Linked DNA regions of Homo sapiens: regions 2 and 3 are each linked to region 1. Evidence: chromatin loops called from intact Hi-C (ENCODE). Cell type or tissue: Caco-2. All regions are shown on one strand. Each heading gives the region's core, and the rest is flanking DNA. Links, peaks and the distances in the headings are about the cores only.

The links. Peaks named below come from ENCODE experiments on the same cell type or tissue, not always from the same donor. Only the 100,000 strongest peaks of a DNase experiment are listed, where the experiment ranks them.
Region 2: it touches region 1 in a loop (4-fold over the local background); 1 of 110 quality-filtered maps calls a loop at or near these places.
Region 3: a loop joins it to region 1, with 4 times the contacts of the local background. A loop is called at or near these places in 1 of 110 quality-filtered maps.

What each region holds. Positions count from the first base shown.
Region 1 is chr10:32,167,806-32,175,401 of GRCh38, forward strand. It overlaps the pseudogene RNU7-22P. Among named protein-coding and RNA genes, the nearest start is that of KIF5B, 120 kb to the left of the region's middle. RefSeq lists a silencer at 1,676-1,970. In Caco-2, for the core only: no CTCF peak of the experiment used is centred there; a DNase peak (open chromatin) is centred at 3,616.
Region 2 is chr10:32,102,615-32,110,210 of GRCh38, forward strand. It overlaps the pseudogene RPS4XP11. Among named protein-coding and RNA genes, the nearest start is that of KIF5B, 50 kb to the left of the region's middle. In Caco-2, for the core only: no CTCF peak of the experiment used is centred there; DNase peaks (open chromatin) are centred at 2,423 and 3,287.
Region 3 is chr10:32,091,586-32,099,181 of GRCh38, forward strand. No RefSeq gene overlaps it. Among named protein-coding and RNA genes, the nearest start is that of KIF5B, 39 kb to the left of the region's middle. In Caco-2, for the core only: no CTCF peak of the experiment used is centred there; a DNase peak (open chromatin) is centred at 3,916.

The DNA.
Region 1 (7,596 bases), core at 1,827-5,826:
TATTATAAACTGCTTGTCAGCCAGGCACGTCTTGCAGCACTGTTTTGTTGGCAGAATAATAGAAATAGAGAACATGCAAGTTGTGCCCTGCCGTAGGATATCATGCAGCCATTGGAAGGAACCATTAAATCTGCACCCATTCATTTAAAGGGGTTTCAGAGAGGTAACAGTAAGTAAAAAAAAAAGGGCAAAATCACAGAGTAGTGAATATACAATAAGAACTCTTTTTTTTTTTTTTTTTCCTGGCTGGGAGCAGTGGCTCACACCTGTAATCCCAGCACTTTGGGGGGCCAAGGTGGGTGGATCACCTGAGGTCAGGTGTTCAAGACCAGCCTGACCAACATAGTGAAACCCTATCTCTACTAAAAATACAAAATTAGCCGGTCATGGTGGTGCATGCCTATAATCCCAGCTACTTGGGAGGCTGAGGCAGGAGAATCACTTGAACCCAGGAGGCAGAGGTTGCAGTAAGCTGAGATTGTGCCATTGCACTCCAGCCTGGGCAACAAGAGCGAAACTCCATCTCAAAAAATAAACCCCCCACAAAAAAACATTTTTTTTTTTTTTTGGCTGGGAATGGTGGTTCACACCTGTAATCCCAACACTTTGGGAGGCCAAGGTAGAAGGATCGATTGAGTTTAGGAGTTTGAGATCAGCCTGGGCAATATAGTGAGACCCCCATCTCTATTTTTTTTTTTAAAAGAACTTATTTTTGTCAAACAGTGACAGAGTCCCATACAGATATGTTTGTTTATGCAAGCTAGGAGAAAAATATGGAAGGACACACACCAGAGAGTGGTGGAGATGCTGGTAGGAGTAGGGGAGGATAAAAGCAGGGGTTGGGGGAGAAAAAAGAAAGAAAAGATGGTATTTAAGTATCCTCATTTGGTAGGCAGCACTTTGGGAGACAGAAGCAGGAGGATCACTTGAGGCCAGGAGCTCAAGACCAGCCTGGATAACATATCGAAACCCCATCTCTACAACAAACAAACAAACAAGCAAACAAACAAAAAGTCCCACGAAATGTATGATCCTGCTTATGCAAATGTATTCATATGCATTCATGCCTAAACATTTCCTGAAATGACAGTATCTAAACTGTTAGGATTTCAGTGACTCTTTTCTTTTTTTCTTTTTTTTTTTTTTTTTTTTTTGACAGGGCCTTGCTCTGTCACCCAGACTGGAGTGCACTGGCGTGATCTTAGCTCACTGCAGCCTCGAAACCCTGGGAGGGTTCGAGGGCGCAAGCAATCCTCCTGCCTCAGCCTCCTGAGTAGATAGGACTACACATGTGAGCCACCGTGCCCTGTTTTCTTTACACTTTTATGAATTGTAGGCAGGGCGTTGTGGCTCACGCCTGTAATCCCAGCACTTTGGGAGGCCGAGGCGGCGGATCACCTGAGATCGAGAGTTTGAGACCAACCTGACCAACAGTAGAAACCCCATCTCTACTAAAAATACAAAATTAGCCAGGTGTGGTGGTGCATGCCTGTAATCCCAGCTACTCAAGGAGGCTGAGGCAGGAGAATCGCTCGAACCCGGGAGGAGGAGGTTGCGGTGAGATGGGATCATGCCATTGCACTCCAGCCTGGGCAACAAGAGCGAAACTCTGTCTCAAAAAAAAAAAAAAGAAGAATTGTTCAAATGTTATATTGAGTATATGGTATTTAATAAATTTGCTAATTTATAAAGCTATTTTCCTGTTGAAAAAAAAAGTGCTCCACACCTAGAGGGTGCTACATCAGGGCCAATGTGCAATAGAATCACCAGTGGTTCTTAAAAATCTGAATTCCTGTGTTTCACTCCGGGTGTCCTGAATGAGAACCTCTGGGCATGGGGACCCGGAGTCTACATTACAAATCAGCACCTGGGGCAATTCTAACTGGCACTGAAAGTATGAGAGGCACTGCCAGAGCTTCTCCAGAATGAATAATCAGCAGTGCTTATTGAAAAGCTGCCCACACTCTGGGCAGCTAATCTGAAAAGCCGTGAACAGCTAAAGCAGCTGACGGACATTTAATCTGTAAGCATGTTCAAGGTCTTGTGCACTCAACAGAATCTTGCACCGCTCCTTCCTGACTTCTGGTTTCCTCTGCTTCCTCCCACATCCAGATGTCCAAGCCTCCTGTTTTCATTCCTGGCTCCCCCATGATCTGGGACCGTCTCTGCCTGGGCTCCTCTCCCAGGGCCACCTTCAGGGACCCTTTTCTACACCACCTTCCCATAAACCATTTGCAGTGGGTGCAAGCTCTACCTTTTTTGCTTCTTTTTTCTTTTTTCGAAATTTTGGGGGTACAAGCACAGATTTCTGCCATGCACATATTGTGTAGTGGTGAAGGCTGGGCTTTCAGTGAACCCATCACCAAAACAGTGAACACCGTACCCAACAGGTAATTTTTCAGCCCTTACCCCCTCCCACCCTCCTACCTTTTGGAGTCTCCAGTGTCTATTATTCCATTCTATATGTCCATGGGTACCCATGGTTTAGCTCTCGCTTCTAAGTGAGAATATGTGGTATTTGACTTTCTGTTTCTGAAGCGCTACCTTTTTTTTTGAGATGGAGTTTCGCTCTTGTTGCCCTGGCTGAAGTGCAATGGCGCCATCTTGGCTCACTGCAACCTCTACCTCCCAGGTTCAAGTGATTCTCCTGCCTCAGCCTCCTGAGTAGCTGGGACTATAGGCACACACCACCAAGCCTGGCTAATTTTTGTATTTTTAGTAGAGATGGGGTTTCTCCATGTTGGTCAGGCTGGTCTTGAACTCCTGACCTCAGGTGATCAGCCTGCCTCAGCCTCCCAAAGTGTTGGGATTACAGGCGTGAGCCACCATGCCCAGCTGAAGCGCTACCTTTTAAGGGTCCTCTAGTTACCTGCATCTTCATGTGAAGTCCTTCTAGGGACACTCCTAAATGCCCAGGGTCCCCAGTGAGAGGATAAACCTGGAGGTAGGGTGTCAGGGAAGCCGACTGAGGTATGGGGATCAGGCAGGTGGCTGTCTATGTTACTGGGTACAAGACAGAGCCCAGATGTGAACTTGTGGCTTGTTTTCAGAATTCATGGTTAGATATAAGTCATGCCATTTTTTTCTGACTTAGCACAAAATGATTTGAAGAGCTGTAAGCTTTTATATTGTCTGATTTACTTTTAAGTACTGTACTTCAGCAAAGGTTGTGTGTGTGTGTGTGCGCAAGTGCGTGTGTGTGTTAGATTTGACCTTCACAATTCTTAATTGGAAACACACAATTTGGGGATGTTTAGTTAGCATCTGAAAGGCTAATCAGGAGCCCCTATTCCAGAGAGGAAACCCTAAGCCCTTCTGTTAGCTTTGTTAATTGGCGCAGTGGATTTATAAGCAACTTTATACTGATGGGATGGCTGGGTTTAAGCTCCTTGGACTGGCTTCAGAGATTGTTCTGCCGTGATCCTCCTGCCACTGCAATTCCAGTAGCCCCTTATACTTTGCATGGTGCCCAAGAAACAGCCCTGAGTCCTGGTCTTTCAGAGGCTTCCCTCACCCGGTCCTCATTAAGTCTGTGCAGTCCAGCTCCTGGGATATTGTTGAATCTGCCTTAGGTAAACATTTCCTGCAATGTTCTGAAAGAACAGAAAGCTGCCATTCCACAGAACTTACAGAACAGGCTCTGCAGCTGTTACTTGCCAGCTTGCTGGTCAATATTTGTAGGTGGGACAAGAGCTCTAGTCTCTGAGACTTGCTTTCATTGTAACAAACTGCCTCGTTGAGCCACAGTTTCCTTGTAACAAACTGCAAATTGTCATCACCTACTTCTAACTTTTTGTGGTGAGCCATATCAATTAATTTTTTTTTATTTGAGACAGAGAGAGTCTCGCTCTGTTGCCCAGGCTGGAGTGCAGTGGTACAATCTCAGCTCACTGCAGCCTCTGCCTCCCAAATTGAAGCAATTCTCCTGCCTCAGCCACCCAAATATCTGGGACTACAGGCAGGCACCACCATCCCTGGCTAATTTTTGTAGTTTTTAAGTAGAGATGGGGCTTCACCATGTTGGCCAGGCTGGTTTCGAACTCCAGACCTCAGGTGATCCTCCTGTCTTGGCCTCCCAAAGTGCTGGGACTACAGGCGTGAGCCACCACGCCTGGCCTCCATTAATTCTTAAAACGGCTTAATAAGGCCGGGCACGGTGGCTCACGCCTGTAGTCCCAGCACTTTGGGAGGCCGAGGTGGGCAGATCACCTGAGGTCAGGAATTTGAGACCAGCCTGGCCAACATGGTGAAACCCCATCTCTACTAAAAATACAAAAATTAGCCAGGTGTGGTGGTACGCACCTGTAATCCCAGCTACTCGGGAGGCTGAGGCAGGAGAATCACTTGAACCCAGGAGGCGGAGGTTGCAGTGAGCCAAGATCTTGCCACTGCACTCCAGCCTGGGTGACACAGTGAGATCTTGTCTCAAAAAAAAAAAAAAAGAAAAGAAAAGAACAACTGCGCAAAGGGTGTGAAGGAAGGCAGGGCTGTGCCTGAGATGGAGCAGGGACCCCTCTGACCTGCCGCGTCCCACCCCCCACAACATAAGGGACCTCCCCCCACACCTCCCACCCCAGGGGAAAGGCCACCTCTCTGGGGTCCGGGACTAATAAGGGGAATGAAAGTGATTTGTACTTAACAATAGAGCTGCTAACTGACAATCTGAAAAGAACAAGAGCCAGGCAGGAATAGGAACCTTAACATGCACATGGTATTAGAAGCTTCAGCTCATGGCCGGGCGTGGTGGCTCACGCCTGTAATCCCAGCACTTTGGGAGGCCCAGGCGGTCGGATCACGAGGTCAGGAGATCCAGCTCATCCTGGCTAACATGGTGAAACCCCGTCTCTACTAAAAATATAAAAAATTAGCCAGGGGCGTGGTGGCGGGCACCTGTAGTCCTAACTTCTCGGGAGGCTGAGGCAGGAGAATGGCGTGAACCCGGGAGGCGGAGCTTGCAGTGAGCCGAGATCGCGCCACTGCACTCCAGCCTGGGCGACAGAGCGAGACTAAGTCTTAAAAAAAAAAAAAAAGAAGCTTCAGATCATAACAGAGAAGAAAGGGAAAAGAGAATACAAGAAACAGTCCCATTGACAAGTGGTTTTAGGTCCTGGTTTTGTTTGTTATGCTTATTAGAGTAGAGTAGAACTACCTCAAGGGCAAATGGGCATTTTGTTACACAGAAATTTCTGGAGTTTCTTAATTTTTTTAATTTTTGTTTTACAGACAGGGTCTCACTGTGTCACCCAGGCTGAAACAGTGGTACACTCATAGCTCACTGCAGCCCCAAACTCCTGGGCTCAAGTAAACCTCCCACATTAGCCTTTCAAGTAGCTAGGACTACAGGCATGCACCACCACACCTGGCTATTCTTAAAAGTTTTTATGGAGACGGGGTCTCACTGTCCTGGCCAGTCTGGTCTTGAACTTCTGACCTCAAGATATCTTCCCACCTTGGCCTCCCAAAGCACTGAATTATAAGCATGAGCCACTGTGCCCAGCCTTGGTTTTAAATATACATACATACATATATATATATATATGTATATATATGTGTATATATATGTGTATATATATGTGTATATATATGTATATATGTGTATATATGTATATATGTGTATATATATGTATATATGTATATATATATGTATATATATGCGTATATATATGTGTATATATGTGTATATATATGTATATATGTATATATATATGTATATATATGTGTATATATGTATATATATATGTGTATATATGTATATATATGTGTATATATATGTATATATATATGTGTATATATACATATATATATAAAATATAGAAAGCAACAAAAGTGAGATACAGTTCTTCCTCTTCCCTTTCTTTTTCTTAAAAGAAAATCTTTTGAGTGTTACAGCTCTTTTAGAATTTGTCTAGCCGGCTTTCCAGTTTTGCCGGAAAGCCCCCAAATAAATAAATAAATATAAATCTTTTGCATCAAAGGACATTATCAAGAATGTGAAAGACAACCTACAGAATGGGAGAAAATATTAACAAATCATATATCTCATAAGGGTTCAATATTCAGAATATATAAAGAACTCTTACAACTCAACAACAAAAACATAACATAGGGCCTGGCATGGTGGCACACGCCTGTAATCCAGCACTTAGGGAGGCTGACACGGGTGGATCACCTGAGGCCAGGAGTTCAAGACTAGCCTGGCCAATATGGCGAAACCCCGTCTTAACTAAAAACACAAAAATTAGCTGGGCATGGCGGGCACCTGTAGTCCCAGCTACTCGGGAGGCTGAGGTGGGAGAATCGCTCGAACCCAGGCGGCAGAGGTTGCAGTGAGCCGAGATTGCACCACCACACTCTCCAGCCTGGGCAGCAGAGCGAGACTCCATCTCAAAAAAAGAAAACAAAAAAAATAAACAGATAACTCAGTTAAAAAACAGGCAAAGGACATGAATAGACATTTCTCCAGAGAAGATATACGCATGGCCAAAAAGCACATGAAAAGATTTTCCACGTCATTGGTCATTAGGGAAATTAAATCACAACCAAAATGAGATACCACCTCAACTAGGATGGCTCAAATAAAAAAAAGAGTTGGTGAGGGTATAGAGAAACTGGAACCCTTCAGCATTGCTGGTGCAAATGTATAAAGGGTGCAGCCACTGTGGAAAACAGTCTGGCAGTTTCTCAGAAAGTTAAACATAGAGTTTCCATATGACCCAGCAATTCCGCTCCTAAGTATACACCCAAGAGAAATGAAAACATATGTCCACACAGAAATTTATACACAAGTGTTTATAGCAGCATTATTTATTTGTTTAAGCTTTTAATTTTTTTTGAGACAGGGTTTCACTCCCATCACCCAGGCTGGAGTGTAGTGATGCAATCTTGGCTCACTGCATTCTCCACCACCGGCGCTCAAGCAATTTTCCTGCCTCAGCCTCCAGTGTAGCTGGGATTATAAGACCATACCTGGCTAATTTTTTGTATTTTTAGTAGAGACAGGGTTTTGTGATGTTGAGCCTGAGATCAGGTGATCTGCCTGCCTTGGCCTTGCAAAGTGCTGGGATTACAGGCATGATCCACCATGCCCAGCCAACAGCATTATTTGTGATACCCAAAGGTGGAAACAGCCCATCCGTTGATGAATGGATAAACAAATGTGGTATACTTTTTTTTGGAGACAGAGTTTTGCTCTGTCACCCAAGCTGGAGTGCAGTGGCGCAATCTCGGCTCACTGCAACTTCTGCCTCCCGGGTTCAAGCGATTCTCCTGTCTCAATCTCCTGAGTAGCTGCAATTATAGGCGCCCACCACTGCACCCGGCTAAATTTTGTATTTTTAGTAGAGATGGGGTTTTGTTGTGTTGGCCAGACTGATCTCAAGCTCCTGACCTCAAGTGATCCACCCACCTCGGCCTCCCAAAGTGCTGGGGTTACAGGCGTGAGCTACGGCGCCCAGCCAACTCTTTTTTTTTTTTTTTTTTTTTTTTTTTTGAGACAGAGGCTCGCTCTGTAGCCCAGGCAGGAGTGTAATGGTGCGATCTCGGCTCTCTGCAACTTTTGCTCCCTGGGTTCAAGCGATTCTCCTGCCTCAGCCTCCT
Region 2 (7,596 bases), core at 1,722-5,721, 65 kb before region 1:
GTTGCCCTTGCCAATAACAAAAATGTTGGAAAGTCGAGCGGCAAAGCTGTTGCCATTGGCATCTTTCACACGAACCACGTCGAATGATCCAGGGTGCCTCTCTCTGTTGGTGATCACACCAATTCTTTCCAGGTTAGCACCTCCAGTCACCATACATAGCTTACCAGCGTCAAACTTGATGAAATCAGTAATCTTGCCAGTCTCCAAATCAATCTAAATGGTGTCATTCACCTTGATGAGGGGATCAAGGTAGTGGATGGTGTGAGCATCATGAGTCACCAGATGAGGGATTCCTTTTGTGCCCACAAAGATTTTTCTCACTCTGCACAACTTGTACTTGGCCACTTCAGGTGTAATAAGATGTACATCAAAGCAACTCTTGGTGTCATAGATCAGACAGAAATTCTCTCTCATCTTGTCAATGCTGATGACATCCATGAATCCAGCAGGGTAGGTTATATCAGTTCAGACCTTGCCATTGATCTTAATGAACTGCTGCATGTAAATCTTCTTCCTCACCTGTCAGGTCATACTTAAGTCTGTTCCTTAGGAAAATGATGAGGGGGAGACACTCTCGCAACTTGTGGGGACCACTGGATGGACAAGGAGCAAACACACTGGTCACTTTATCCAGCATCCAATGCTTTGGAGCTGCTACCCACTTCAGATGCTTCTTGGGACACAGCCATGGCTGTGTTAGGCAAGGAAGGAGGATCACCTATGTCTTAACCTTTTCTTTTTGCAATAACAGAATAACTCAGGCTGGGTAATTTATAAATAAAAGAGGTTTATTTAGTTGATTCCGCAGGCTAGGAAGTATGAGAAGCACAGCTCCAGCATCTGCTTGGCTTCTGCTGAGGGGCTCATGGTAGGCTAAAACATGATGGAGAGGCCGGGGGCTACAGTTAAAGCTTGTAATCCCAGCACTTTGGGAGGCCAAGGTGGGCAGATCATTTGAGGTCAGGAGTTCGAGACTACCCTGGCCAACATGATGAAACCCCGTCTCTACTAAAAATATACAAAAAATTAGCTGGGCATGGTGGTATACGCCTGTAGTCCCAGCTTCTCAGGAGGCTGAGGCAGGAGAATCGTTTGAGCCCAGGAGGCGGAGGTGGCAGTAAGCCAAGATAGTGCCACTGCACTCCAGCCTGGTGACAGAGCAAGACTCTGTCTCAAAAGAAAAAAACAAGAAACAAAAAAACAAGCAACAATGTGGAAAGGTCAAAGGTGAAGTGGACACGTGTGAAGAAAGGCAAAGCCTGAGGAATGTCCTGGCTTTATAACAACCTGCCCTTCTGAGAACTAACCCATTCCCAAGAGACCTAATCCAAGACTAATTCAAGAACTCACTCACTACCATGAGAACAGCACCAAGCCATTCATGAGGGATCCACCCCCATGGCCCAAATACCTCCCACTAAACTCACCTCCCAACGCTGCCACCTTGGAGATCAAATTTCAACATGAGTTTTTGGGGGAAATAAACTCAAACCATACTCAAATCATAGCAATCTCCAAAACCATGAAAGCTGGCAGGGTTGCCATAACCACACTTTAATTATTTTAACTCTGTTATCTAAGGATCCCGGGAACACAAGCAATAAAAATTTTAACTCAAAAACTTTGCAGAGACGTCTCAATTCTCATTTAAAGCCTTAATGTCATTATGATGTTGGATTTCTTAGCCATCCTAAAGGCTGTAGGCTCTGAGGCATTTACTTGTTTCTTTTACAACATTAAAAATGGAACACTTCCATTTTTCAGGCAAGCAATTTATTTTATTGGAATTTCTTGGGTAGTCTCCAGCTGTGCAGGCCAAGAGACTTATCTGGGGGTCACAGACACATTCTGAATTGTGAGCTCTTCATTTCTGAGTCGATCAGAGTGGAAACTCTATTCAGCTTGTCAACACACATTTAGTGAGTCTCTCTTACACACCTGGCCCAAATATATATAGGAACTAGAAGTTTGGGAATGAAAAACATTTGTTTCTTTCCTTTAAGCCACCTCTAAAAGCTAGACTAGTCTTTCAGAATCAAGGACTATGTATCAAGGACTATACTTCTAAGAGGATCAGCTCAACTCCTGAGTGTTGCATGGGAATGGGGTCAGTCCTAGAGATGACTCATGGATTGAAATTGGTCTAGGAGGGATCAGCAGTGGCCCTGATTGTGTGTTGGTTATGTAGTGGAAGGAAGAAGAAAGAGGGCTCTGTAAAGAGGAAAGTCAGTCAGGAAGTGGAAGGACCACAGACTTCTGGGCTGGCCCTTCCTGGAGTGACCTTGAGCCCCTAATCCGGCCTGGGGATGACCCCTTTGAATATATTGGAACAGACCCCGAACCCCAAGGCTGGAGCACTATTTCCATTCAGGGAATAGTGATGCATGTGGGCCAATCAGTGGCTCACCTAGCTCCACCCTATTCCATGTCTGCCCCACCAGGACCTCGTCTTCTCTGGATCCAGTGCTGCAATGATCTGGGATGCATTTCTGTGTGTTTGAAGTCTTTAGGTAGCAACTAAGAGAACTACTATTTCTGACATTAAAGAAATTATGTTTGGTGATCATAAACCAGTTTCGTCATTTAATCCTTTTGTGTATCCAGACTATGACCTTCTCTTTCTTTCTTTATTTATTCATTTGCCAATTCATTTATTTAGCAAATATTTATCAGGATCTTTATGTGCACATAGCAGCAGTTAGGAAGGTGAGAAATTAACAAGCACAAAGTATATTCTGTAGAGAGGTGACCACAGTATTACATGGTGTGACAAAGTGACAATTTAGGGACAAGTTTTGAAAATGACATCCTCCGAAGTTGAATTGGAATAAAACATAAAGTGCATAAGATTAGCCATCCATAGAAGTTACTCAACCTGACACAAATTAGTCTCCCCCATAATAACAACTGTAAGTATAACTACATTTTGTAATTGGGGAAACATAATATGAGGTTATGTTGTACTACTATAATAACAAAAGCATTCATGTCTGGGGAGAAAGGGTGAAAAAGAAAAGTATTGGCCGGGCGCGGCGGCTCATGCCTATAATCCCAGCACTTTGGTAGGCTGAGGTGGGTGGATCACCTGACCTCAGGAGTTCAAGACCAGCATGGGCAACATGGTGAAACCCCATCTCTCCTAAAAATACAAAAATTAGCTGGGCATGGTGGCTGGCACCTGTAATTCCAGCTATTCAGGAAGCTGAGGCATGAGAATTGCTTGAACCCGGGAGGTGGAGTTTGCAGTGAGCCGAGATTGCGCTACTGTATTCCAGCCTGGGTGACAAGAGCGAACTCACAACAACAAAGAAAAGTATCTGTTAGTGTGCCTCCAGCACTGTCCAAGGGAGAGAAAATAATAGACCAGTGTTTGTTATCTAGATGGACATAGCCCCAGAGAGAAAGCTAATATTTGCATAGTGCTTTACTTTACAAAGCGTTTTCATGTATATATCTCTTTCAACATTCACAATTGCCCCATAAACATGCTATCATTATCATTCCTGTTTTATTGAGGAGGAAATGGAGTCTGGAGGCAAGGTGACTTTCCAAGGTCACCTTGTCAATGGAGTAGAGCTAGGAGTGATCTGAGTTGAAGGTGAGTGGGGTACTTTCCAATTCCCTGTAGCTGTCTTACATACGCCAGTGAAAACTCACTACAAGGCCAGTCGCATTGGCTCACACCTGTAATCCCAGCACTTAGGGAGGCCAAGGTAGGAGGATCACTTGAGCCTAGGAGTTGGAGACCAGCCTGGGTAATATAGTGAGACCCGTCTCTACAAAAAATACAAAAATTAGCCAGGTGTGGTGGTATTCCAGCTTCTCCAAGTCCCAAGGATTGCTGGAGCCTGGGAGGTCGAGGTTGCAGTGAGCAGCGATGGAGCCACTGCACTCCAGCCTCGGTGACAGAATATGAAAGAAAAAAATCGGGGCTGGCCTCAGGCTTTTGCAACCTGTGTAGCTGTGACCTGCTCGAGGGAGGGCCTTACTCTTGGTTTAATGCTTTATTGTCACTATCCCGAAGTTCTTTAATAATTTTTTAACAAGGAACTGGGTATTTTCATTTTGTACCAGATCCTACAAATTGCGTAGCCAGTCCTGACTGTACAAGTGATGGCTACCAGCTGGGCATGAGAGTCTTGGGAGTTTGTCCCAAAGTTTTGGGAGCTTGAAAGGTATATGGGATCTGGAAACAAGGACAGGAGAGGAAGTAGGCATAGGGAGAAACATGGGGAAAGGCAGGCTGGTAGGGCATACTGGGCACACTCTCTGGAGTAATACCATCTTGCAAGCTTGCTGCCTTTGGTTCATTCCAGAATATCCCTAATGAAAGAGTTATTGAAAGTAATGGCAAAGAACTGCAATTACTTTTGCACCAAACTAATACCACAACAGGTCTGTATGCTTAGTCCTTACATGTCTCCAAGGACACCATGATTGACTCTTTGCCAGCAACTGGGAATATGGCTCCTGAAATGTTCTTTATGGTAGTGACTGATAGTTTTTGTTTCTTTTTGGGACAGTCTCACTCTATCACCCAGGCTGGAGTGCAGTGGTGTGATCATAGCTCACTGCAGCCTTGATCTCCTGGGCTCAAGTAATTCCCCCACCTCAGCCTCCTGAGTAGCTAGGACTACAGGCATGCAACATCATGCCCAGCTAATTTTTAATTTTGTTTTCACAGAGACAGGGTCTCATTATGGCTCCCAGGCTGGTCTCAAACTCCTGGACTCAAGTGATCCTCCTGCCTCAGTCTCACGAAGTTTTAGTATTACAGGTGAGAGCCAATGCACCTGGCTATGATTGATGGTTTTGCTACATATACTTGGAGCAATGGGCCACACTGTACTGGTTTGTTGGGTTCTTGGCACAAATATCAAGACACTTGGGTTTTTTTACTGGGATCTTGAGTGTTAGTTGCCATGACTGGTTGTATAGCAGGAGGTACCTTTGTGACCCACCTGCTACAAAGCCCTCAGATTCTGAGACTCATATATACCAGATAGCTCTACCAGAGAGAAAGTGCTCCTGTGTGGCTGTGAATGAGGAAGGAAATCAGAGGCCTATGCTGGGCCTCCCAGGACCCTCCCTGGACTCCTCTGTTTGCACATTCCCTGCTATTTTTGCTCAGTATGCTTTGCTGCAATGAATCTTAGGACCCTGTCACTGAGTCTCGTGCATCCATCTGGTGAACCACCAAAAAACAAGACAAAATCTTCGGAAATAGTCCTTACGCTATTTTCTGCATTTTTCGTGATTAGAATCCATGTGGGTTTTTTTTAATCACACACACACACACACAAATATGACAAAAACTTGGATCTCAGGGAAGAAAAGTATTCATTAATGAACTACAAAACTAAGCCATGGCAAGGATGGGCGCTGTGGCTCACGCCTGTAATCCCAGCACTTTGGGAGGCCGAGGCTGGCAGATCAAGAGTTCTGGAGATCGAGACCATCCTGGCTAACACAGTGAAACCCCGTCTGTACTAAAAATAGAAAAAATTAGTTGGGCGTGGTGGTGGGCACCTGTAGTCCCAGCTACTCAGGAGGCTGAGGTAGGAGAATGGCATGAACCCGGGAGGTGGAGCTTGCAGTGAGCTGAGATGGCGCCACTGCACTCCAGCCTGGGTGACAGAGCAAGATTCCATCTCAAAAAAATAATAATGATAATAATCCATGGCAATGAGCAAAATGCAGGTGGGTGGGGAGGACCCTTGTAACTCTGATCACAAGAAAAGTGGTCATTTCTTTAACATATGAATCGTTCCTATAAACAAAGAAGAAAATCCCAACAATCCAATAGGAAAACTATCGAATGGATCACGCACACAAAAGATATGATAGTTCACTCAAAAGGAAAGATAAGGATACTAAGCAATAAATTCAAAATTAAACCAAAGTAAGATACCAATGGCACAAACCAAATGCTTTGCCGACATTGTGGGATAGGCTATGGTAAATTTATATATTGCTTATGAGGGTACAAATTAATACAACTTTTTTGGATTTTAATTTCTCAATAGTTCTAAAAATTTTAAATAACCTTTCCTTTGGCCTAGTGAATCCACTCTAAAAAACTATCTCGCAGATATGGTTCCTCAGTATAGGTTAAATAAAAGACATTCACTCACTGAATGCTGTTTATAAAAGCAAACATCTAAACAATCTATGGGTCCATCAACAAAATTCTTGCTGTATTATGTTTCATCCACACATTGGAAAAGTATAGAGCAGTTCAAAAAAATAAGATAAGGCCGGGCGTGGTGTGGCTCATGCCTGTAATCCCAGCACTTTGGGAGGCCGAGGCAGGTGGATCGCTTGAGGTCAGGAATTCGAGACTAGCCTGGCCAACATGGTGAAACTCCCATCTCTACTAAAAATACAAAAATTAGCCAGGCATGGTGGCGCATGCCTGTAATCCCAGCTACTTGGGAAGCTGAGGCAGGAGAATTGCTTGAACTGGGGAGGTAGAGGTTGCAGTGAGCCAAGATCGCACCACTGCACTCAAGCCTGGGCTACAGAGCAAGAATCTGCCTCAAAAATAAATAAATAAATAAGTCTATATGCACTGACATGTTCAAACCCTCTGCCACTGTAGATGAAAAATGTAATCTGCATAGCACAAATAGCTCAACAATATTTATGGAAAAGGTATATTTGCTATATCTTTGATATGCATGTATATGCATAGAAAGGGTTTGTGAGGATGTAGACCCACTTTTTAACACTTCCTTTAAGAGGAATGGGATAGAAAGGTTTTGATTTCTTTTTTCCACTTTTCATTCTATGCGTTTACTTGTTTTTACTAGGAGAATGTATGTTCATGTTACATTTGTGGACAGAGAATAAAAACAATAAGTCAAGTGCATCAGGTTCACAAAAGCCTTACCTGAAACTGCTACAGGGTGAACACCAGGAAAGGTAAAATCTGTTTCTCAGGACACGTGGAATTTCTGTGCCATTTGTGTGTGTAGGAGAAACCCCCAAATTCTCCCAATAAATTGCGAGTCCCGTAGGATAGGTACGCATTTGATGGCCTTGAAAAAGCGATCCTTGTATTTGCCGAACCCCTGAGAGGTCAACCAGGCCACAAACACCTTCCATATTCGTCAGGCGACTGGGGCCAACCACGTGCTACAAATGCCGCCTCCGCCGGCAGCTTGGGGCGGAGCTCAAATAGACTCGCCTAGAATTTCTCCAGGAAACGGTTGGGTAGGGGGAGCTCTGGCCCACGGCTGCTTTTTCACCTGCCAAGGCCTGGGTGCTTCCTGCAGAGCCATTTCACCAACAACGACTCCTACGTCTTCTCGGCTTCCAGGATGAGCACCGAGGCCAATTGCGCCTCGCTTTTGGCGGTCTTCCACAGCGACTCACTGCTGGACCCGGCCATCTTTGCAGAAGTCAGCAAACTGGACGGTGCGGTGCAGGATCTGCGTGTGGCGCGGGGAAACGGAAGCCAGATCCAGTACCAGCAGGTGTGCGCGAGGTACAGGGTGCTCTGCGTGCCCCCCAACCCGCTCCTGTACGCCTGGCAGGTGGACAAAACGCTCGACCTGAGCAGCATCTCCTTCCCCATCTACAAATAGGGCGGGC
Region 3 (7,596 bases), core at 1,722-5,721, 76 kb before region 1:
CAACCCCTGCTCTTTTTTGTTCTATATTTGTGTAATAGTTCTTTCTCCAACCCTTTATCTTGAGTCTATGAATGTTGTTATGGTGAGATGGGTCTGTTGAAGACAGCAGATGAATGGGTCTTGTTTTTTTATTCAACTTGCCACTCTGCGCCTTTTTTTTTTTTTTTTCGAGACAGAGTTTTGCTCTTAATGCCCAGGCTGGAGTGCAATGACGCGATCTCGGCTCACTGCAACCTCCGCCTCCCAGGTTCAAGCGATTCTCCTGCCTCAGCCTCCCGAGTAGCTGGGATTACAGGCAAGTGCCACCACGCCCAGCTAATTTTTTGTATTATTAGTAGAGACGGGGTTTCTCCATGTTGGTCAGGCTGGTCTCTAACTCCCGACCTCAGGTGATCCACCCACCTCGGCCTCCCAAATTGCTGGGATTACAGGCATGAGCCACCACGCCTGGCCACTCTGTGCCTTTTAAGTGGAGCATTAAGACCATTGACATTCAAGGTTAATTAATTTGGTCTTTGAATGAGGGGTACAGTTCTCAATGTATTTGGGAGGGTTTTTTTTTGAGACAGAGTCTTCCTCTGTCACCCAGGCTAGAGTACAATGACATGATCTTGGCTTACTGCAACCTCCGCCTCCTGGGTTCAAGCGATTCTTCTGCTTCAGCCTCCCCAATAGCTGGGACTACAGGCGTGTGTCACCACACCTGGCTAATTTTTGCATTTTTAGTAGAGATGGGGTTTCACCATATTGGCCAGGCTGGTCTCGAACTCCTGACCTCATGATCCTCCCCCCTCGGCCTCCCAAAGTGCTGGGATTACAGGCGTGAGCCACAGTGACCAGCCAATTTTTTTTTTTTTCTTTTTTTTTTTGAGACAGAGTCTGCTCTGTTGCCCAGGCTGCAGTGCAGTTGCGCCATCTCGGCTCACCGCAAGCTCCGCCTCCTGGGTTCACGCTATTCTCCTGCCTCAGCCTCCCGAGCAGCTGGGACTACAGATGCCCGCCACCACGCCCAGCCAATTTTCTCTATTTTTAGTAGAGATGGGGTCTCTACTAAACTATCCTGTTAGCCAGGATGGTCTCGATCTCCTGACCTCGTGATCTGCCCGCCTCGGCCTCCCTAAGTGCTGGGATTACAGGCATGAGCCACCACGCCCGGCCTTTTTATTTTTTTAATAAAAGTAGTTCACAATGGCTGGATTCCTTTTATGTAGTACACATCCATGATAATATACTACCTGACTAAACTTTCTTTGGGAAATTATCTGGTTATGACACTCCTCAACAACCTTCTATGGTTTCTTTCTTTCTTTTTTTTTTTTTTTTTTGAGACAGAGTCTCACTCTGTTGCCCAGGCTAGAGTGCAGTGGCGTGGTTTCTGCTCACTGCAACCTCCATCTCCCAGGTTCAAGCAATTCTCCTGCCTCAGCCTCCCAAGTACCTGGGATTACAGGCACCTGCCACCATGCCTGGCTAATTTTTTGTATGTTTAGTAGAGACGGGGTTTCTCCATGTTGGCCAGACTGGTCTCGAACTCCTGACCTCATGATCCGCCCACCTAGGCCTCCCAAAGCAGTGGGATTACAGGTATGAACCAACGCGCCAGGCCCGTCTATGGTTTCTTATTGTCTCAGGTCAAGCACACATTTCCTCCATGTGGTATTTTAGGGTTTCTGAAATGTGTTCTCAACCGTCTTTACAAGTTTTGCTTCTTCAGGTCCCCTTATGTACTCCATCAGACCTACTTTCTATTTCCAAATATTCCATGGCTCACCACCTCTGTGCCTCTGTGTCCCCCATGTGGAAGTTTCTGTCTCCATCTCTTACTCCACTGATTCTTCAAGTCCAAGTGATATAACCCCCACAGTCTTTTGTATGGTACTTTATTGCAAAATGCCTTATGTTAGCATAAACTGAGTATTTGTCACATTCAGTTATATTAGATTGAATATTCTTAAAGAGCAAGAATCAGTTCTTATCCATCCTTTAGACTACTGGGATCAGCACAGTTTGTTTAGTAAAATTGAGTACCTTCAATCAAAGCCTCCAACCAGCAGTGACAGGCTCAGCAAATACCCTGAGATCCTTTAAGAAAAGTATCAGTTCTTAAAAAGTATCTGGTTGTTGAAGACAACAACCATACATCTGTTGTTGGAGTAGCTGGGTGCAAAACCAAAAAAGGAAACAGAATAATACTTTCAAGTACTTACTGTGTACAGTGCATTATTATGTCCTTTTATGTAATTCAGTCTGTCAGTCATTCAACAAACATTTATTGAGTCTCATTAGTGCTGTGCTAGGAGAGCAAGCAATACAGCAAGTGCATCAGTGAATTCAGTCTAACATGATGGAAGCGATGATAGAGGACACATGAAGTGCTTTGGGAACACAGAGACTAGATATGTACGTTCAACTATCTGGGCAGCCAAATCTTCCCAGAGGAAGTATCCTTGAGCTGAGCTTTGAAATATAATTCAGCTAGGTAAGGAAATGGGGAAGGGCATTCCAGGGACAGGGAACAGTATGCGCACAGGCCTGGCAGCATGAAATACCACCATGCTTGTGGGAGTGGGGTTATGGCAGGAAACAAGACTACAGAACCAGGATATGAAAGACCGTGGGAATAAATTTAGGTTATCCGGAAAGCTAGAGGACATCTTGAAGGCTTTAAAGCCAGAGAGTGGTGGGATCAGATTTGCCCTTTAGAAAGGCCTCACTGGCGGTGACATGGAGAATGCATTGGAGGAAGACAGGTGGACTAGTTAGAATAGACTAATTAAAATGCTCTTGGAGTCATCTCACAGGGGAGTGATGAGAGATGAAACAAATGGGAATAGAGAATGAGAAAGCAATGAGAGAGAGAGACTAGATTCTATGAAACTTGGAGATTGTTTGGACGTGGGGTGGGGTTAAGAATGAAGAATCTAGGATTATTCCCACAACCCTGCCTTGGGTGATGGTACAACTCACACTAGGGTGATGGAGGTGAGGCACTTGCCTCAGACACAAAATTAAGGGAGATCCCCAAAAACTCAGTAAGATAAATAATATTTTAATGCAATATTTGCAAAATTAAAATGACTGCAAGAGGCTGGGCGCAGTAGCTCATGCCTGTAATCCCAGCACTTTGGGAGGCCGAGGTCAGGAGTTCAAGACCAGCCTAGCCAACATGGTGAAACCCCATCTCTACTAAAAATACAAAAATTATCCAGGCATGATGGTGGGTGCCTGTAATCCCAGCTACTCAGTAGGCTGAGGCAGGAGAATTGCTTGAACCATGGAGGTGGAGGTTGCGGTGAGCTGGGATCACACCACTGCACCCCAGCCTGGGCGACAGAGTAAGACTCTGTCTCAAAAAAGTAAATAAATAAAAAAAATAACTGCAAGAAAATCCATGATAAACAAAATGTCAAAATTTTAGGGAAAGAATGTGGCTTTGCTTGCATGATCTGGTTTCACTCACCTCACCCTAACACTGGCTCTGAAAAAGAAAGGTATTGTTAATCCATTTTCACTGAGAAAACTGCAGTCCAGAGAAGTAAAATTACTAAGTGAAGGTCACACAGCCAGCAAGTGCCAGGAGCCAGGGCCCCCACCCCTTGAGAGCATAAGGCAGTGCCCCTCTCCACTGCAGCACCCTTGCAGGGCTGAGGTCCCCTGGCTGCAGTGGTGAGTGCTGTGCTGTCTTCTTTACTTGCTTTCCACTTTTAGCAAATAGTGACTATGTCAATAAAGGGAGGTGTCCTCAAACCCTATTGTCTTGAGTTTAGTTTAGCAGTAAAACAAACAAAAAAAGGTCATATTACAAGCAGAGAGTTAAGGGTACAAGTTACAAAAGTAATAAATTCTTGGGCTAGACACAGTGGCTCATGCCTGTAATTTGAGCACTTTGGGAGACTGAGGTGGGAGGATCATCTTAGCCCAGAAGTTTGAGGCTGCAGTGAGCTGTGATTGCATCATTGTGCTCCAGCCTGGGTGAAAGAGCAAGACCTTGTCTCAAAAAAAAAAAAAAAAAAAAAAGGAAAGAAAGGAAAAGAAATCTTTGAGAGTCAGTCTGGACTCAATAGCAAACATCAATTTCTGAAGTTTCTGAAAGCGTGGAATCAGCGAATACAGAATTGATCATGGAAATGATGACCCACAGTGTCAGTACAAATGCATTAAGATGCATTAAGTATAGTTGCTTGGAATCAATACAATCGAAATAAGTAAATATATGGGCACTTTGGCACTCAGGTCCTTCATCTCACAATTCCTGGAGGTTCCACTCTGCCACCAGATCTCAGTTGGCATCTGATATGGTTTGGCTGTGTCCCCACCCAAATCTTGTATCGAATTGTAGTTCCCATAATTCCCTTGTGTTGTGAGAGGGACCCACTGGGAGATAATTGAGTCATGGGGGCTGTTCATGGTAGTGAATAAGTCTCACGAGATCTGATGGTTTTATAAGAGGAAACCCCTTTTGCTTGGCTCTCACGTTTCTCTTGTCTGCCACCATGTGAGATGTGACTTTCACCTTCCACCATGATTGTGAGGCCTCCCCAGAAACATGGAACTATGAGTCTATTAAACCCCTTTCTTCTGTAAATTGCCCACTCTCGGATATGTCTTTATCAGCAGCGTGAAAAGAGACTAATACAGCATCTGTGGAAAACAAACAATCTTTCTTTTAGCTTGGTCAATTCCAGAGATTTTGAGCTCTCAATTCAGACATGAGCCCTGCCAATGCCTTCTAGACAGAGCTTCCCTCTGCAGACTACTGTGAAGAATGTGTTTTGTTTTTGTTTTGAGACGGAGTCTCACTCTGTCCCTCAGGCTGGAGTGCAGTGGCACAACCTTGGCTCGCTGTAATCTCTGCCTCCTAGATTCAAGCAATTCTCCTGCCTCAGCCTCCTGAGTAACTGGGATTACAGGCACATGCCATCACGCCCAACTAATTTTTGTATTTTTAGTAGAGACAGAGTTTTCCCATGTTGGCCAAGGTGGTTTTGAACTCCTGACCTCAAGTGATCCACCAGAATGCATTTTAAGTGGCTCTGAGTAACAAACTTCCCAGTGTTGATGATGGCCCAGTACATAACCTAGACTGATGACAATTGTCAGCCCATATTATGGTGGCTTTAGCCACTGCAAAGCTGTATAAGGTACAGAATAGCACTAGTTATATATGTTTTCATATTTCTTTTCTCTTTGTGATATGAATCCACTACAATGCACTAAAAGAGTATTTATTTACTGCTGTATTTTTGTTTTCCATGATAGCTATTGCTTCCCAAAGTTAACGTAAAAATAGTTTACTACTGTTAACTTGCTTGGTTAACCCAACTTATGAACTACGTTAGTACGGTAAATGTTTTATATAAACAGTTTTTGAAGGCACAGCACAAGTCAAAAGTCCACAGAGGCAATGTGACTTAATTTCTGGAAAATTAAGAGTTTCATGAACATCTAAGAAATGAAATAGATGAACATATATTTAATAGTTAGTGGCATTAAAATCAAACATTAAGGCTAATTTCAATGTACTTATCTCACTTGACCAGTTAAAATGGTTTTCAACTCGTAAAATTCTGCCTTTGCGGTAAGATTACAACATATAAAAGTTTTTCAATGTGATTTTAACCAATGTAGCCAATCATTTAGGACTAAGACCATATTTTTGATCAGGGACATTTTCTCCTCATTCAAGTACAGTTGTAAATTTGTTTTATTTTGAAATATTTTAACATAAAAAAATGTATAGCATGTAATGTTATGGGCACCTATTCAGCCAAAAGCCCCATTTAAGTTGTAAACTTGGTATAACTGAAGCTCTCTGTGCACTCCTACCCATCTCATTTCCACTTTTCCCATTGGGTACTGACATCAATCCCAGTTATTCTTGCTACACGTTACCTGTATCAGTCCGTTATCATGCTGCTATGAAGAAATACCTCAAATTGGGTAATTTATAAAGGAAAGAGGTTTAATTGACTCACAGTTCTGCATTGCTGGGAAAGCCTCAGGAAACTTACAATCATGGCAGAAGGCAAAAGAGAGGCAGGCACTTCCTTCACAGGGTGGCAGGGAGTGCATGCAGGGGAAATGCCAAATGCTTATAAAACCATCAGATCTTGTGAGAATTCACTCACTATAACGAGAACAGCATGGGGGAAACTGTCCCCATGATTCAATTACCTCCACCTGGTCCTGCCCTTGATACATGGGGATTATGGAGATTACAATTCAAGATGAGATTTGGGTGGGGACACAGAGTCTAACCAGATCATTCCACCCCTGGCCTCTCCCAAACCTCATATCCTTTTCACATTTCAAAACCAATCATACCTTCCCAACAGTACCCCAAAGTCTTCATTCATTCCAACATTAACCCAAGTCCAAGTCCAAAGCCTCATCTGAGACAAGGCAATTCCCTTCTACCTATGAGCCTGTAAAATTAAAAGCTAGTTAGTTACTTCCTAGATACAATGGGGGTACAAGCATTGGGTAAATGGGAGAAACTCATTCCAAATGGGAGAAATTGGCAAAAATGAAGGGGTTAGAGGGCCAATGCAAGTCCAAAATCCAGTGGGGCAGTCAAATCTTAAAGCTCCAAAATCATCTCCTTTGACTCCATGTCTCACATCCAGGTCATGCTGATGCAAGAGGTGGGTTCCCATGGTCTTGGGCAGCTCCACCCCTGTGGCTTTGCAGGGTACAGCCCCCCTCCCAGCTGCTTTCACAGGCTGGTGTTGAGTGTCTGTGGCTTTTCCAGGCGCATGGTACAAGCTGCTGATGGATCTACCATTCTGGCATCTGGAGGACAGTGGCCCTCTTCTCACAGCAACACTAGGCAGTGCCTCAGTAGGGACTCTGTGTGGGGGCTCTGACCCCATATTTCCCTTCCACACTGCACTAGCAGAGGTTCTCCATGAGGGCTCTGCCCTTGCTGCAAACTTCTGCCTAGATATCCAAGCATTTCCATACATCCTCTGAAATCTAGACAGAGGTTTCCCAACCTCAGTTCTTGACTTCAGTACACCCACAGGCCCAACACCACATGTAAGCCACCAAGGCTTGGGGCTTGCATCCTCTGAAGCAACATCCTGAGCTTTACCTTAGCCCCTTTTAGCCATAGCTGGAATGCAGGGCACCAAGTCCCAAGACTGCGCAAAGCAGCAGAGCCCTGGGCCCGGCCCACGAAACCATTTTTTCCTCCTAAGCTTCTGGGCCTGTGATGAGAGGGGCTGCCAAGAAGACCTCTGACATGCCCTGAAAACATTTTCCCCATTGTCTTGGAGATTAACATTTGGCTCCTCATTACTTAAGCAAATTTCTGCAGTGGGCTTGAATTTCTCCTCAGAAAATGGGTTTTTCTTTTCTATTGCTTTGTCAGGCTGCAAATTTGTCAAACTGTTATGCTTGGCTTCCCTTTTAAACATAAGTTCCAATTCCAAACCATCTCGTTGCAGATGCATAAAACTGAATGCTTTTAAGAGCACCCAAGTCACATCTTGAACACTTTGCTGCCTAGAAATTTCTTCTGCCAGATACCCTGAATCATCTCTCTCAAGTTCAAAGTTCCACAGAGCTCTAGGGCAGGGGCAAAATGCCATCAGT